Regions from separate parts of the Homo sapiens genome. Here region 2 is linked to region 1. A link is an interaction called in ENCODE POLR2A ChIA-PET data of the cell type or tissue named here. Cell type or tissue: A673. All regions are shown on one strand.

Region 1 (8,000 bases):
GCAAGATTCCATCTCAAAAAACAAACAAACAAACAAAAAATGCTTAGCATCTCGGTTCACCCTCCAAATGCCAGTGGTGCCTGCCAGTCCCTGTGATGACCGAACTGTCTCTACACATTTCCATATGCCCCCAGGGGTGTAATTCTGGTCCCTGTTAAGAACCACTGAGCCAAGATTTTTTTTTTTAGGCAGGAGGATAATAGGGTTGATTTGTGTTTCAGGAAATTGACTCTGGTGATCAGGTTGAAGACAGACTGGAAAGGAAATTACAGACAGGAAATGTAGCTCAGGAGGTGACTACAACAGTCCAGGTGAGAGGGAGTCAGGTCTTGCATTAAGGCCAAGGTGGTAGAGATGCAATGGAGATGAGCAATTTAAAATATTCACAGAGAGAAATCAAAGGACTTTCTAATTAGGCAGTTATGGGGTTTGGAGGATAAAATAAAAGCGAGGCCCAGCACAGTAGCTCATGCCTGTAATCCCAACACTTTGAGAGGCCAAGGCGGGAGAACTGCTTGAGCCCAGGAGTTCAAGACCAGCCTGGGCAACAGATGAGACCTCATCTCTACTACGAAAAAAACAAACAAACAATTAGCCAGGCTTGGTGGCGCAAGCCTGTAGTCCCAGCTACTTAAAGGTTGAGGTCGAAGGATGGCTTGAGCCCAGGAGGTTAATGTTGCAATGGGCCGGGATCGTGCCACTACACTCCAGCACGGACAACAGAGTGAGACCCTGTCTTGAAAATAAAAAATAACAAGGAATATAAGAAAGCCCCCCAGTTTCCAGCCTGCATAAAAGGGTGGATGGAATTCAGAGAGTCAACACAGAAGGAAGAACTGATCATGCATGCTAGAATAGACATCTAAGAGAGGAAGTTTTTTGCTTGGTTGAAAATGGCTTAGAAGTCACTGGCATAAACACATCAGTTAGAAGCCATAAGAACAGAGGAGGTGGCCCAGAGAATATGACTTGGAGAATAAGAGAAGCAGAGAACTTAATGAAACAATGTGAAAAGGGTAAGCAGAGCAGAAGAAGGCAACAGAAGGACAAGGAGCTCCAGGAAGCAGAACCAGTAGGCTGGGTCTGGTTCCGAGGGACAGAGCTTTGAGGCAAGTGTGGAAGCATAGGTGTATGCAAACTTCCATTCCTATGACAGACATGATTGCAGAATCCTCACTGTTGTGCAAGAGTGGAAAAACCCTGCTGCCAGGGTGCCCCATAAAAGTCTGTAGGAAACATAAAAGGGTAACACAGATCATCTGCATACTATTAATAGTTCTCACTTTTGAGACACCTGGTGACAATACACCAAATCATAGCTTCCCTGTGTGTCACCGAAACTGTCACTTCAATGTTGCATGGGGTCTAAGGTTTACCGCATGCTCATAAGCTGGGGACTTGTAAAAGCAAGGATGGAACTCCCTCATGAACAAAGGCTGCTGTGCTCCACTGGCTCTACCTAGGAACTGAACGCTCTGAACAAGTGGACCTTGGAAAAGACACCGGATGGCTCTCCTAGAGTCCATCCCTCTTCCTCTCTATACTAGTATCCTGATTTTTCTCAGGGATCTACCCTGGCCTTGATAAAGTCTATGAGCTAGGAGTAGGACCACAGCCCATGCTCTAGGTCTGGGCCAAACTAACTTAAACCAATCGGCACATCCCATCTCCTCACCCCACCTCACCCCCTATCCATGGTAACTAGGGTGGAACAGAAACAGTCAAAAACGGGGAATGTAACTCCACACAAATCAATGCAATGGAACGCGCTTTCAATCTGCCAAGAGCTTGGAAAAAGCAGCTTTCTCACTCCATCAAGAAAAACTACTGGGGCCAAGTATGGTGGCTCATGCCTGTAATTCCAGCACTTTGGAAGGCCCAGGTGGGAGGACTGCTTGAGGCCAGGAGTTCTACATCAGCCTAGGTAACAAAGCAAGATCCCCATCTCTACAAAAAAATTTAAAAAATTAGCCAGGCATGGTGGTGTGTACTGTGGTCTCAGCTGCTTGGGAGACTGAAGCAGGAGGATCTCTTGAGCCCAGGAGTTTGAGGCTGCAGTGAGCTGTGACTGTACTACCACACTACAGCCTGGGTCATGGAGTGAGACCCTGTCAGGAAAGAAAAGAAAAGAAAGAGAAGAGAAGGGAAAGGAAAGGGGAAAGGGGAAAGGGAAGGGAAGCAAAAAGAAAAGAAAAAAGAAAAAGAGGCGAGAGGGGAGGGGAGGGGAACTACTGGGAGAGAGGCTCTCTACTCCCACTGGCCACACTCAAGGAACAAGCAGCCCATAGAAGCTGCCAATAGCCAACTTGCCATCATGAGGATGCCTGTCTAGGGACAAAGCAGACACTGAGGGCACAGGAGAGAGAAGGAAAGAAACTGGGTTTTTCATTACATTACTAAAATGTTAGATAAACCCTGACCTCAAGTCCATCCCAACCTCTGGACTTTTCAGTTAGCAAACCAATACATTACTTCTACTTCAATGTCAATTTAAGACAGGCTTTCCGCTTTCTGCCAGCAAAAGATGCATAACCGACACAGCCATTCTCTTATCAATGACACATGATCGTGGAGCTTTTAAAAGCACCTGGAGAAGATTCCGTGTAAGGAGGGCTTCCAGCCCAGCGATGTCTTAAACACAAAAGAATGCTATGGTCACGCAGGTGTCATGAGCGTGCTTGGTGATAGAAGTCACCAAAGGCTGATCCACTGATGCCACTTAGGACAACCAACCAATCCAGGGGTTGAAAAGCCTCAGAGAGACGCAGGAACTGTGGGTCTGAGTCACATCTGATACTCACGTGTCTCCTCTCGGCATCGGTGCCATGCTGGCCCTGGAAACATGCCACCAAGCGCTTATGGGAATGGTGGCATATTGACCGCACCGTGTCCAGGCGTCTCTCAATCTGACAAGGCAGAGACAAAAGAGAACAAATTCATCCTCTTTCTTTTGTGGTGTCTGCATGCTGGTAGGAAAAGCATGGCTGAATCTACATGCAGGGAAAAGGGATGATCTTGGCTACACCTTGCTATCACACTGAGTGGCGCCAGTCAGTTTACACACTACAGCACCAGAAAAGCACCAGGTTGGACCAGGCAGAAATGAAAATGAATGATCCGGGCCCAGACCCACTGCCAACTGGAAAAAACCAGAGATGCCAAAGAGCTCTCTCCAGTTCATGGCAACTGAGCCTTCCACACAATGTACATCAGACAGAAGCAGCAAAATAAACGTTCCACAATTTAACTGCAAGATCTGTGTTTTCAAAATTATTCCTTATTGGGTTTGGGGTGTGTGTGTGTGTGTTTTAAATAAACCTCTAAAGCAGAATGGACAGTCAGCAATAAGAAACACTGACTTAGGGGACCCACGCATCATAAGCAGCTTCCCAAAATACTATTGCTAGAATATGGCTGTTTATGGCAAAGAGAGCCGCTTTTTACAGGAAGGAATGCCAAAAATGTGTATTCTGATGACTCATGAAGAATGAGAGCAGGCCCTTTGGGATGCTTTCTATTTTAAAGATAAATCAACAAATTCAAAACAGAATACATTTGACCCCAAACCATTTTACGCATCGAGATGGTCTGTGCCTCTTTCTCAAAAGGGCAGCGTTTCTTCAGATCCAAGCCCATAGCCCCAGGACTCAGGGCTGGCAGGCAATGGGAGATTTAGGAGCAGATTCCACATTACCTTCCCCAAATCTTGCAATGACCAGATTTTCAAACATTAGAAAACTAATCCACATTCATTTGCCACCAGAGAAAAGCAAAAAATGAACAAATTCCATGATTTAATTTTGATTCCAATTTCCACTAGAATGTAAACTCCACAAGGACAGAAGCCTGGATCTGTTTTGTTCACTGATTTCTCCCAGTGCCTGGGACGTTATCTTTCACAGAAACAGAAGGTGCTCATTTAATATTCGTTGAGAGGGCCCATGTCTACTGAGTTCCTGTGCAAGGTATTCAAGAATCAACAGCAAATAAATGCTGGTTCTGCCCCGCTGGGATGCACAGCCCCCTGGGGAAATGCCACACAACTGCTCTAACAGAGACTGAAAAAAAGGCAGAAGAACACAGGGCAAATCAAGGGATGTTTCACGTCAGAAACAGACAGTCTCTGTGGCTTGCAGTGGCAGTAATAATAATAGATCACTAATATCTAGCACTTACCACGTGCCAGGCTCCGTTCCCAGTGCTGTTCCTGCTTAACTCATTAAACCCTCCTAACAACCTGTGAGGTGGATAAGGCCTTTCCCTCAGTTTAGAGAAGTGGAAACTGAGGCGCAGGGAAGTTCAGTAAATCCCTGAGGCCACAAAGCTAACCAGCGCAGACGTGAGATTCGAACCCAGGTAGCTGGGTTTCAGATCCCCTTTTCATCATCATGCAACAAAACTGTTTTCTTTCCTGCTCAAAATCACACTAATTAATTTTATTCTGTTTCTGGTTAAAAAAAAAAAAAAAAAAAGCCCACAGGCCTCAATTCTCACATAGGAATTTTTTTCCATCCTTTAAACAGATCATTTAAAGGAGACTATATTTTGTTACCTGTAATAGATCTTCACTAAGGACTTCTGTTTTCTCAGCTCTGTGGGAAAAATTAAAAATTCAGAGTTAGAAATCCAAAAATGAAAGGCAACTCCTAAAATTTAATAATTATTAGCCTGGAGTTTAAAGCAAAACAGGCAGAAATAAATTTAGAAGGGTTGGCAGGGGCAGTTTACCAATTTTTACATCAGAGAGCAATTTAAGCAAAACCAAAGAAAAATAACTAAGCAAAACTTTGTGGGGAATAGCAGCCCAAAACAAGAACAAATGATCCTGAGTAGTGGTTCTCAAATTTGAGCAGGCACAGAATCACCAAGGGCAGCAGGTGCTGATATAAAATGCCATTTCCCAGGTCCCTCTGGATATTCTATTCTAATTCAATAGACCCTGCATTTTTAACAGCCACTCCTTGCTCAGAATTCCATTGCAGGAGGTCTAGAGACATGGCTTTGAGAAAACACTGTTCTACAGAAGCTTAAACTTCAGTTCACAACCAGAAACGTTATGCAAAGATGCAAGCCTAGACCACCACACACAATAACAATTAGTTCCTCCTTCAAATTTCCTCTCCATCCTTACTTTGAAAAGAAACTAAGTGTTTCCACAACTTTCTCTGCTATGCTTTGAACTACTACTAATTTCATCAACCCTTCCATTAAACCAACACGGTGGCCAGCAATCAGAAGGGGGCATTCCGAGCTGGCGGAGTCTCAACTGTCAGACCATAATAATTTTTATTTTATTATTATTATTATTATTATTTGAGACAGAGTCTCATTCTGTTGCCCAGACTGGACTGCAGTGGTGTGATCTCAGCTCACTGCAACCTCCACCTCCCGGATTCAAGCGATTCTCGTGCCTTAGCCTCCCGAGTAGCTGGAATTATAGGCACGTGCCACTTCGCCCAGCTAATTTTTGTATTTTTAGAAGAGACAGGGTTTTGCCATGTTGGCCAGGCTGGTCCCGAACTCCTGACCTCAAGTAATCCGCCCACCTTGGCCTCCCAAAGTGCTGGGATTACATGCGTGAGCCACCGCGCCTGGCGTGAAGGAAATTTTTAAAAGAGAAAGAAAAAGTATGTTTCAGCTCTGAACAGTGAAGGGAGTCAGGGGAAGGCTGTCAATGAACCGGAAATTCAGAACAGGGATTGTATGATCTTGGCCGGGAACCAATGCAAGAGCAGGAAAAGCTCTTGGGCCAGAAAGTAAATGAGACCCCTAGAATGACCTCGAAATGCTGCTAAGCTCAGAGTAGTGCCAACTGTGGGCAAGGGAAAGAAGCGCACAGCTCCTCCAGTCTACACTTAAGGCAATGGCACGTTAGCCAGAACAGGGCATTGCCATGGGGGATTCTAACACTTGTCATCATGGCACTGTCCCAGTCAACCTGGAGATGCCTACAGGGTGGCTCACTCACCAGTTTCTGCAGGAAACTGGAATGCTGACCTGACTCAAATACTTCCCAGGGCCAGAGGATCAGGGCCTAGAGACAAAGCCAAGGCCCCAGCTTCCAGAGGCAGCCAATTTTCAACTCTATGAAAAGGTTCCACCAGCAACAGGCCAACATATGCTACCCTAGACCTTGCTTGGCAAGCAAGGTGCCAGGCATTGCTGAAGAGCCAAACACAGGTAGTCATACCAGTTAGGGAAGGGAAGCAGGGCCCCAGCTGACCATGAGGTCAAAGAACCAGACTCAAAAAGAAACCTGACAGTCAGCCTAGCAAGAACACACCTGGCATGAGATCGTCATAGTTTCACCATTAGACGCCCCCATTCCTCTCGCCAATGCCTCATCCCTCCTTTAGCAAAATGCCACCAGGGAATGGGTAACTTTTGCCTTTCTTCCCTAGCCAAAACCCCCAAATCTGGACAGGGCCCTGTATACCTCTCACAGAATCCACCTCAACTCTAAAATGACTTCCTTCTGTAAGTACGAGTATACACAGAGAAGTCTCAAGGCCTATTAAAATTTTCACAAGTTCAAAAAAAGAGATTCAACCTGAGAATCAGAACAAATATGTCCTTTTTCAGAGCAAATTATTTTTTAAAAAATAACAGAAGAAGAGAAGAACTTGCTCTACAATCCCAATGTGGGCTATAAGCAGATGTGGGAAAGTTAGTAATAGCTCAGAGGTATGCTAGAGCCAACTCAGACCAACCAACCATGTGCATCTTCTCCCAACTCCTTGCTCAGTAACCTCACACTGGTACTTGAAATCAAAAACATAAACAACTGCAAACAATTCAAATAGGAGCTTGGCAGTTGTTAAACAGTTATGAGCACAGTGCTGCAACAGCCACAAAGAAAATAAAGCAAACATAAAAACGAGGCAAGTATTAACTTCAGGAAAAACAAAAAGTCCACTGGAAACATAAAGATAGTCATAGTAACTAGTATGCTCAGCTGCAAATAATTGATTGGACATAATATAAATATCAAATAGTAATACAATGAAAAATTATAACTGTATTGAAAGGATGGGGGGAGCAGAAGCAGAGGGAAAGGGCCCTAAACCCTCATTTATCAGAACAGAAAGTCAACAGACAGTAACTAATTTGATAACCCAAACGATAGTTTACACATATTACTTATAATTATGAATATGAATAAATGTCACAATAAACTGTTAATATTTCAAAGTAGTTGCTTCTGGAGTTGGGAAATCTCAGAGAGTAGGGAGTGAACCCACCGTATTTTGTGGTAAGTCTTTTACTATATTATTTGACTTTTTAAACTACATGAATCACAGTTTTGAGGTTTTTTAAAAATAGCATGTTACTTACACTTTTAAGTAGCATGCTTGATTGATATGGCCAGGGGTGAAGTGTGCCTAACTTAAAGAATTGGTCCAATGTCAAGCTCTACAAATGCACAACAGAAAACATACCTCAGAGTATCTAAAATGTAAAGAAAATCAGTGTATTTCCAGCCATTTTTTTCAAATTAACTGGACCCTCTGCTTTAGAGGTACTTTACATGAAAAGGTCTGGAGGCTGAAAACTATATTGAATATATTATATGAAAATGTTAATGTACTGTTTAAAAAGAAATTTCCCCTTTGTTTCCTGTGTTTGTGGAGGCTATATATATATTACATTAATAAAATCAATTTTAGATTTGCAGGCTTAGATTTTTTTTTTTTAAATCAATTTTAGAGGTTGGGGGTGGTGGCTCACGCCTATAATCCCAGCACTTTGGGAAGCCAAGGTGGGTGGATCACTTGAGGTCAGAAGTTCAAGACCAGCCTGGTCAACATGGCAAAACCTCATCTCTACTAAAAATACAAAAATTAGCCAGATGTGGTGCCACACACCTGTAGTCCCAGCTACCTGGGAGGTTGAGGCACGAGAATTGCTTGAACCTGGGAGGCGGAGGTTGCAGTGAGCCAAGATCGTGCCACTGCACTCCAGACTAGGCAACAGAGCAAGACTCTGTCTCAAAAAAACAA
Region 2 (8,000 bases), 180 kb after region 1:
GAAAAAGTGCCGACACTTAAGCTGACACATCACCAACTGTTAGATGCATCCTGATTTCAGGAATGTTAAAATGTGAAAGGATGCATCTTAGAATTGATGATGTTTTTTTTTAAGCTAAAGTCTGCCTAGGGTAAAAAATCAAAAGTGTACAAATGGGCACACAATGAAAAGTCAGAAGGTGTTTTTAAAAAGGAAGGCCGGGTGTGGTGTCTCACACCTGTAATCCCAGTGCTTCACAAGGCTGAGGTGGGAGCATTGCTGAGGGCACCTAGTGAGACCCTGTCACAAAAACATAAAAAAAAAACTAGCTGGGCATGGTGGTGCACGCCTATAGTCCTAGCTACTTGGGAGGCTGAGACAGGAGGATACCTTTAGCCCAGGAGTTGTAGGCTACAGAGAGCTGTGATTGCACCACAGCACTTCATTCTGGGTGACAGAGCATGACCCTTTCTCTCAAAAGAGTGAAAAAGGGAAATTGGGTTCTGTTACCTCCTTGCTTAAAACTCCCTATCGGATAGGACCCATGTTGTTCATTAGGCCTCTGCGTGCCTCCTGATTTTACTTTCTTTTCTTTCTTTCTTTCTTTTTTTTTTTTTTTGAGACAAGGTCTCACTCTGTTGTTGCTCAGGCTGGAGGACAGTGGTGCAATTGGTCACAGCTCACTGCAGCCTTGAACTCCTGGGCTCCAGTGATCCTCCTGCCACAGTCTCCCGAGTAGCTGGGACTACAGCTGTGTGCTGCCACACACAGATGATTTTAAATTTTTTGGGGAGAGACAGGGTCTCGCTATGTTGCTCAGGTTGGTCTCAAACTCCTGGGGTCAAACAATCCTCCCGCCTCGACCTCTCAGTGTTGGGATTAAGGGCGTGAGCCCCCGCACCTGCTCCTGATTTTCCCTTTGACCACAGTAACTATGATCTAGCCACACAGATATCTTACTGTTCTCTGACTGTGCCAAGAATGTTCTTCCCCTCAGTCCTTTTCATTTCCTCTCTCCTCTTTGCTTGATGGGCTCCTTCTCATCTGCTCAGCTGCCGCTTCCTCAGAGGGGCCCTCCCTGACTACGAGGTTAAAGACAGACCCCCTTCCTGCCGCCTTATGTCACACTCTTCTCTTTCAGTTTCCTCATGGTACTGACTGCTCCTTGATATATTCTTGATTACTCATTTATTTAATGATTCACTTTCTCCCTCTTCTGCCATGTAAGCTTCCTGAGAACAGGGACTGCTTCTGTCTTGTTTACCACTGTAATCTCTGCACCAAGAGCAGTGCCTAGTGCACAGACAGTGTTGAATGAATACTCACGTGACTGCTTGAATGGATGAATGTGTTTGTGTTTTTGTAATCCGCTTCAACTCTGGTGAAATTAGGCAGAAAGAGAAAAGAACAGCAAGTGAAAGCACTTCAGAATGTGAACAGGATTTCAGTTGGGCCGTGAGGAGGAGACCCTACTACCTAGGGAACAGATGATCTCAGCCAGGGCACACTGAAGGAAGAGCTGGGAAGGCCAGTGTGGCTGGGGCTCGGGTGGCAGGAGGTGCGTGCTTCAAGATTGAGAAAGATCATAAAGCCGGCTGAGAATTTTGGACTCCATTCTAAAGGGAGTCAGAAGCCTGTTTCACATGCCCCACAATACCCTGAACTTCTCTGTAGAACTTACCACACTTGCCCTTGTTCTCTCTCTTTCCCACTGGATTTTAAGCCCCATGAGGGCAGGGACCATGTCTTCTTGTTCATCAGTTATTCCCAGGACTTGGCTCAGTGCCCCATGAGTGTCAGTTGGGTGGTCAGACAAACTAATCCTCTGTACAGTCCGGAAATCTGCCTGAGGCTGTCTCCATTTTACCTTTTTTTTTTTTTTTTTTTTAATTGAAGGATCCTAGGAAAATCTGTGAACCTAAAAGGTCACTTTGCAATGCTTATCAACAATGATAATTAGTTTGTCATAGAAGATACCATGAATGGGATTGATGGGGTTCACTACAGATCCAACACATCTCTCGAAATGCACCTGGCGGTGATGGAAGAGATTATTAGTCATATGATACACCAGCACTTGTGTGTGTGTGTGTGTGTGTATGTGTTTAACTACTGTGTTACATTGTGTAAGTCTTCAGTTTTCTCATGCCTTTTCACCTCATGACCTAATCACCTCTTAAAAGTGTTTAAGACTGGCTTGGTGGCTCACACCTATAATCCCATTACTCTGGGAGGCAGAGGCAGGAGGATCCCTTGAGCCCAAGAGTTCAAGACCAGCCTGGGCAACATAAGGAGACCCGCCCACCCCCCATCTATACAAATAATAAAAAAAATTAGCCAGGCATGGTGGTGCACGTCTGTGGTCCCAGCTACACAGGAAGCTGAGGCAGCCTGGGGGGTCGAGGCTGTAATGAGCCATGATCGTGCCACCGCACTGCAACCTGGGTGATACAATGCAACGCTGTCTCAAAAAAAACCAGCAACAACAATAAAAAAAAAACTGATTAGGACGATAAAGTATATAAACTTAATGAGGCAGATAATTAAAGCTTGTATCCATTAGCTTCTGCGCTGTAACAAACTGCTGCAAAGCATGTGGCTTAAAACAACAACCATCTATTTAGCTCACAATTCTTTGGGTTGGGTTCATTCAGGTGGAACTTCTCAGCTGGGCTCATTCCAGCACCTGCCTGGATTTAATCACTTGTGGTCATCTTCACAGAAGACCTCTGCTGTGTAGCAGGCATTGGGCTAGGCCAGGGGGTCCCCACCTTTCTTGCTTCCCAGTAATTTGTCTCAGTAATGTTTTCATAGTACCCCTGAGCCAAAAAACACACTCAGCAGTTCTTTTTAATTAGTTGGGTTTAAACAGCTGAAGTATTTATGTCCTAACAACTTATTAGTCATTTGAAAAAAAAGTACACATAAAATGAAATAAAAATACCATTTTTACTTCATTCTTAAACACCCAGAATTGCTTCCTGAGATGCGTGCCCTGTAGGGCACTTTACAGCTTCACCTTGGAATCAGATTGGACACCACCCCTGTGTTCCACATCCACATTGGCACAATACTTGCTTTTTTCTTTTTTTGAGACAGAGTCTTGCTCTGATTTGTCACCCAGGCTGGAGTGCAGTGGCACACTCTCAGCTCATTGCAACCTCCGCCTCCTGGGTTCAAGCAATTCCCATGCCTCAGCCTCTCAAGTAGCTGGCATTACAGGTGTGCACCACCACGCCTGGCTAATTTTGTATTTTTAGTAGAGATTCTGGCCAGGCTGGTCTCGAACTGGCCTTCAGCAATTCGCCTGTCTTGGCCTCCCAAAGTGCTGGGATTCCAGGCATAAGCCACTGCGCCCGGCCGGTCTGTTTCTTTAGAAAGTTCTGTAAGTATCACACAAAATGATTTCAGTTGCCTTACATTTTTCTCTCACGAAATAGAATGTAGGAAAAGAAGGGATTGTAGATCTCATTTTGGCAACCAAGTTATCTTTCCCACCAGCTCTCAGAAGCATTCCAGACAGATAAGGATTTTTCTGTTCTCATGGCCTCTTGCCAGTGCTAGATTTTATACAAATGGCTTTATTTTCCCAGAATTATAAAACTCCTTCGAAACTTGCTCTGAGCCTGTCCTCCACAAATACATTCAGTTCCCTACAAAATAATGATAAAGCATCCTTCAAGGACAGATAATGGACCTGTTATTTCCCTACAGCTTGAGTAGCCCCTGACTTAAGAAGAGCAACTGAATCATGGGATGCTGGTGTGAGTTACTCAAGTCATCAAATTCTATCATTCAAAGGGATCTCAAGGTCGTCTTGTCCAGTGCTTCCCATGTGGTATACCAGTATGCCACCACATACGGCTGGGCCACTGCAGAGTGGCGGGTGAGCCTCAAGTCACTGACTCCCTTCAGCTCAGATGTACCTTGTGTACAACTTACAAGAATAATCATGATGATGTGTGATTTTTGCTTTACATGCTAATGTTAGATCCTAATGTGAGTAAGAGAGATCTCCCCTGAACTACATGGTACTAGACTTCATGTGTTAATATTCTGGTGTATTATTTGTTGTTGTTTGGCCAGGGATGGAAAAACTCATTCCAAATGTGCTTATTATTAATATATTTGTTATTTGCAAGAAGTTACACAGGCATTTTGGAATTATTTTCCTAATAGGGTAGGCAACTACCTTCGTATTCTTTTATTTTGTAGAGACAAGGTCTTTGCTCTGTTGCCCAGGCTGGAGTGCAGAGGCACGATCATAGCTCACTGCAGCCTTGAGCTCCTGGGCTCAAGCCATCACACCTCAGCCTCCGGAGTAGCTGGGACTACAGGCATATGCCACCACACCTAGCTAATTTTTTAAATTTTTTTGTACAGACAGTCTTGCTGTGTTGCCCAGGGTGGTCTTGAACTCCTCATTCAAGCCATCCTCCTGCTTGGGCCTCCCAAGTTGTTGGGATTATAGGCGTGAGCCACCGCACCCAGATACATGCCATATTCTTTATATTACTTTCCTGACTCGTGACACCCTGGGGCCAACTTTGGGTTCCCTGCTTGCCCTTTATTGCTTTCCTGACATCTAGCAGGCTCTTAGGAGGTGTTTCTTTAGCTTATGGTGTGTAGCCATATGTATTTGAATCAGCCAAGTGGAGTTATCAAGATGATAAATGAGAACCTATTTACATGTTATAGGTTAGCCTTTTCAGCTTTTTTGCTGAAGTTCTCAGAGCCAAGAGAACCTGAATTATTAGCAGTAGTATGGGTAGCTGTTGATGTTTCAGCTCCTGCAATGGTTTGTACCCTCAAGGAAGTTGAGTGAATAATGTCTGGAAGTTGAGTGAATAATAAAATCAAGCAATTTTCTTTCTTTAAAAAAAAATTTGTTAACTTTTTTTTTTTTTAACTGAGATGGAGCCTCACTCTGTCGCCCAGGCTGGAGTGCAGTGGCATGATCTCGGCTCACTGCAACCTCCGCTTCCCAGGTTCAAGCCTCGAGAGTAGCTGGGATTACAGGCATGCGCCACCACACCCAGCTAATTTTTGTATTTTTAGTAGAGACGGAGTTTTACCATGTTGGCCAGGATGGTCTCGATCTCCTGACCTTGTGATCCACCCATCTTGGCCTCCCAAAGTGTTGGGATTACAGGCGTGAGCCACCGTGCCCAGCCAATAGAAATGTAAATTTCTGCTAGTGAAAGATGTAGTGAATGAGAAATTTGGGGTGGAGCCTATCAATCTGGTTTAGCACGCCACCCAGTTGATTCTGATGACCACTGAAGCCTGAGAATAATCACTATAGATAACCATTTCATCCCACCTCTGCTGGAGTCTTTCAAAGCAAATGCTGTCATTTTATTTGTAAATACATTAGTACATAAACTGTCTTTTTTAAAACATAACACAAATTGGCGTAACATTTAGAGAGCAGCCTGCTAATGGGTCCCCATATTTAAATAGGCTTACCCTCTGATCTCTTAATTCCACTCATACTATCTACTTTAAAGAAATAACTGGACAGATGCTTCATGATGTCTATACAAGGGTGCTTAAATGCCTAGATGGGGAAAACTTAGAAATACCATGTCTCATAGTGAGGGATTGGCTAAATAAGTTATGTTTTATCCAGTCAATGGAATGCTATGAAATCATTATACAGAAGGATGTCCCTGATGCTGTTGTTACGTAGGAAAAGCAGTTTTCAAACCACATATTGGGTGGTCCCATTTTCTTTTCTCTATTCAGGATGTGTGTATGTGTGTGCGCACCATGTGCATGAGAGGGGATGTGTTTTTGTTGTGTATAATAACTTAAGCACATAGGACAAAAGGCTGAAATGTTACACACCAAAACACGAATAGTTATCTTTGGAAGATAGGATTTTGGTTAATTTTTACCCTCCTCTTACGTATTTTTTTTTTTTAACAATGATGCATGTATTTTTATAGTAAGGAAAAACCATAAGGCTACTATAACTTTGGAAAAGACATATTCATTAAAATTATAGCCTCTGATTGCATTTGCAGATGGACACATACTGGATTCAAAGAGATATGCCGTTATTGGAGCAGATCTCCGAGACCTGTCTGAACTGGAAGAGAAGCTAAAGAAATGTAACATGAATACACAGTGAGATTTTTTTTTTTAAACCTCTTCTGCATTTGTGATTTTATGCTAATTATGAGATAAGGCCAGTCGGAAGTACAGCATGATATTCATGTTCCATTTTTTATTCTTTAAGAGTTTTATCATTTCATTGCTACCTAGTTTTCTGAAAAAAATTCTTTTTTTTTTTTTTGAGGTGGAGTTTTGCTCTTGTTGCCCAGGCTGAGTGCAATGGCACAATCTCAGCTCACTGCAACCTCCACTTCCCAGGTTCAAGTGATTCTCCTGCCCTCAGCCTCTTGAGTAGCTGGGATTACAGGCATGCGCCACCATGCCTGGCTAAGTTTGTATTTTTAGTAGAGATGGGGTTTCTCCATGTAGTCAGGCTGGTCTCAAACTCCCGACCTCAGGTGATCCGCCTGCCTTGGCCTCCCAAAGTGCTGGGTAGTTTTCTGAAATTTTTAAAGCAATACTGTTCAAGTCTGTTTCTACATCAGAATCACCTGTGTTACTTTGTAAAAATACTAGTGCCTAATTTCATATAAAAGTTTGAGAGAAGATAATTTATGGATAGAAACATATTTGTAACATATAAAGAAAAGATTAGCATCCAGAATATATAAAGAACAGCTACTATTAAAAAAAAAAACCTCAGAAAAATGGGCAAAATATAGATTACCAGGCAGCTCAAAGAAGAAACTGAATATCATATGAAACAGGTATTGGGCATCAGTGATAATCAGATGAAATTCTATTTTACTGTCACCAAGTTGGCAAAAATGTAACAGCTGACAATATCAAGTGTTGACAAGGATGTGGGGGATAGGGAATGATAATGCCACTGCTGGCATTATCACAGTACAACTACTGTGAGGAGCAATCTGAAAGTATCTAGTAACATTGTAAGTATGTGTACCATACATAGCAGTTCCACTTTCGTGGGTGTCTCCTTGAGAAGATCTTGCATATATGCATAAGGAGGATGTTCATTGTAGTTCATGAGTCTGGGAACCGAGTCCAGCTGCACAGGTTTGAATCCTGACAGGAATATGCACTAGACCATGACTTTGGATAACTTACTTCACTTCTCTGCATCTGTTTCCTCTTCGGAAAAATGTGAGTTATAGGCTGGGCGTGGTGCCTCATGCCTGTAATCTCAGCACTTTGGGAGGCCGAGGTGGGCAGATCACCTGAGGTCAGGAGTTCGAGACCAGCCTGGCCAGCATATTGAAGCCCCATCTCTACTAAAAATACAAAAAATCAGCTGGGCGTGGTGGTGGGCGCCTGTACCCCAGCTACTCAGGAGGCTGAGGCAGGAGAATCACTTGAACCCAGGAGGCAGAGGTTGCAGTGAGCCAAGATCATGACATCGAACTGTAGCCTGGACAACAGAGCAAGACTCCATCTCAAAAAAAAAAAAAAAGAAAAGAAAAGAAAAAGAAAAATGTGAAAATGTGAATACTAATAGAACCCACCTGTAAGTGTTAGCAGTTGAAGATGCTGAAATCTCTGAGAAATGCTATTCATTTCTGTAGTTTTAATTGTTGCTGATGATTTTGATGGTTCCTCGAAGAGAAGATAAAAATAATTCCTAATCCCAATACCTAGAGATAACCACCTTAAAAGATTTTATCCCAAAATTTGTAAATATATGTTTTTCTTTAAAATGTGATTATGCTATGCGTATAATTTTGGAACTTTTTGTTTGGAGACAAGGTCTTACTCTGTCACCCAGGCTGGAGTGCAGTGGCGTGATCTGTGCTTACTGCAGCATGAATCTCCCAGGCTCAAGTGATCCTCCCACCTCAGCTTCCTGAGTAGCTGGGACCACAGCAGTGCACCACCACACCCATTTAATTTTTGTAGAGACAAGGTTTCACCATATTGCCCAGGCTTGTTTTGAACTCGTGAGC

Evidence for each region. ChIA-PET counts read pairs that join two places held together with the same protein. Peaks named below come from ENCODE experiments on the same cell type or tissue, not always from the same donor. Only the 100,000 strongest peaks of a DNase experiment are listed, where the experiment ranks them.
Region 2: POLR2A ChIA-PET joins it to region 1 with 17 read pairs; 2 of 35 experiments call an interaction of 5 or more read pairs at or near these places.

Annotation. Positions count from the first base shown.
Region 1 is chr16:24,974,414-24,982,413 of GRCh38, forward strand. ARHGAP17 (Rho GTPase activating protein 17) reads right to left here. Exons shown (of 20, transcript NM_001006634.3): 2 at 4,553-4,592; 3 at 2,802-2,906. Among named protein-coding and RNA genes, the nearest start is that of ARHGAP17, 37 kb to the right of the region's middle. In A673, no CTCF peak of the experiment used is centred here; DNase peaks (open chromatin) are centred at 3,448 and 4,028; H3K4me3 peaks cover 353 bases; H3K27ac peaks cover 6,004 bases.
Region 2 is chr16:25,155,094-25,163,093 of GRCh38, forward strand. It overlaps LCMT1 (leucine carboxyl methyltransferase 1), which reads left to right. Exons shown (of 11, transcript NM_016309.3): 6 at 6,009-6,111. Among named protein-coding and RNA genes, the nearest start is that of LCMT1-AS2, 10 kb to the left of the region's middle. In A673, no CTCF peak of the experiment used is centred here; no DNase peak of the experiment used is centred here.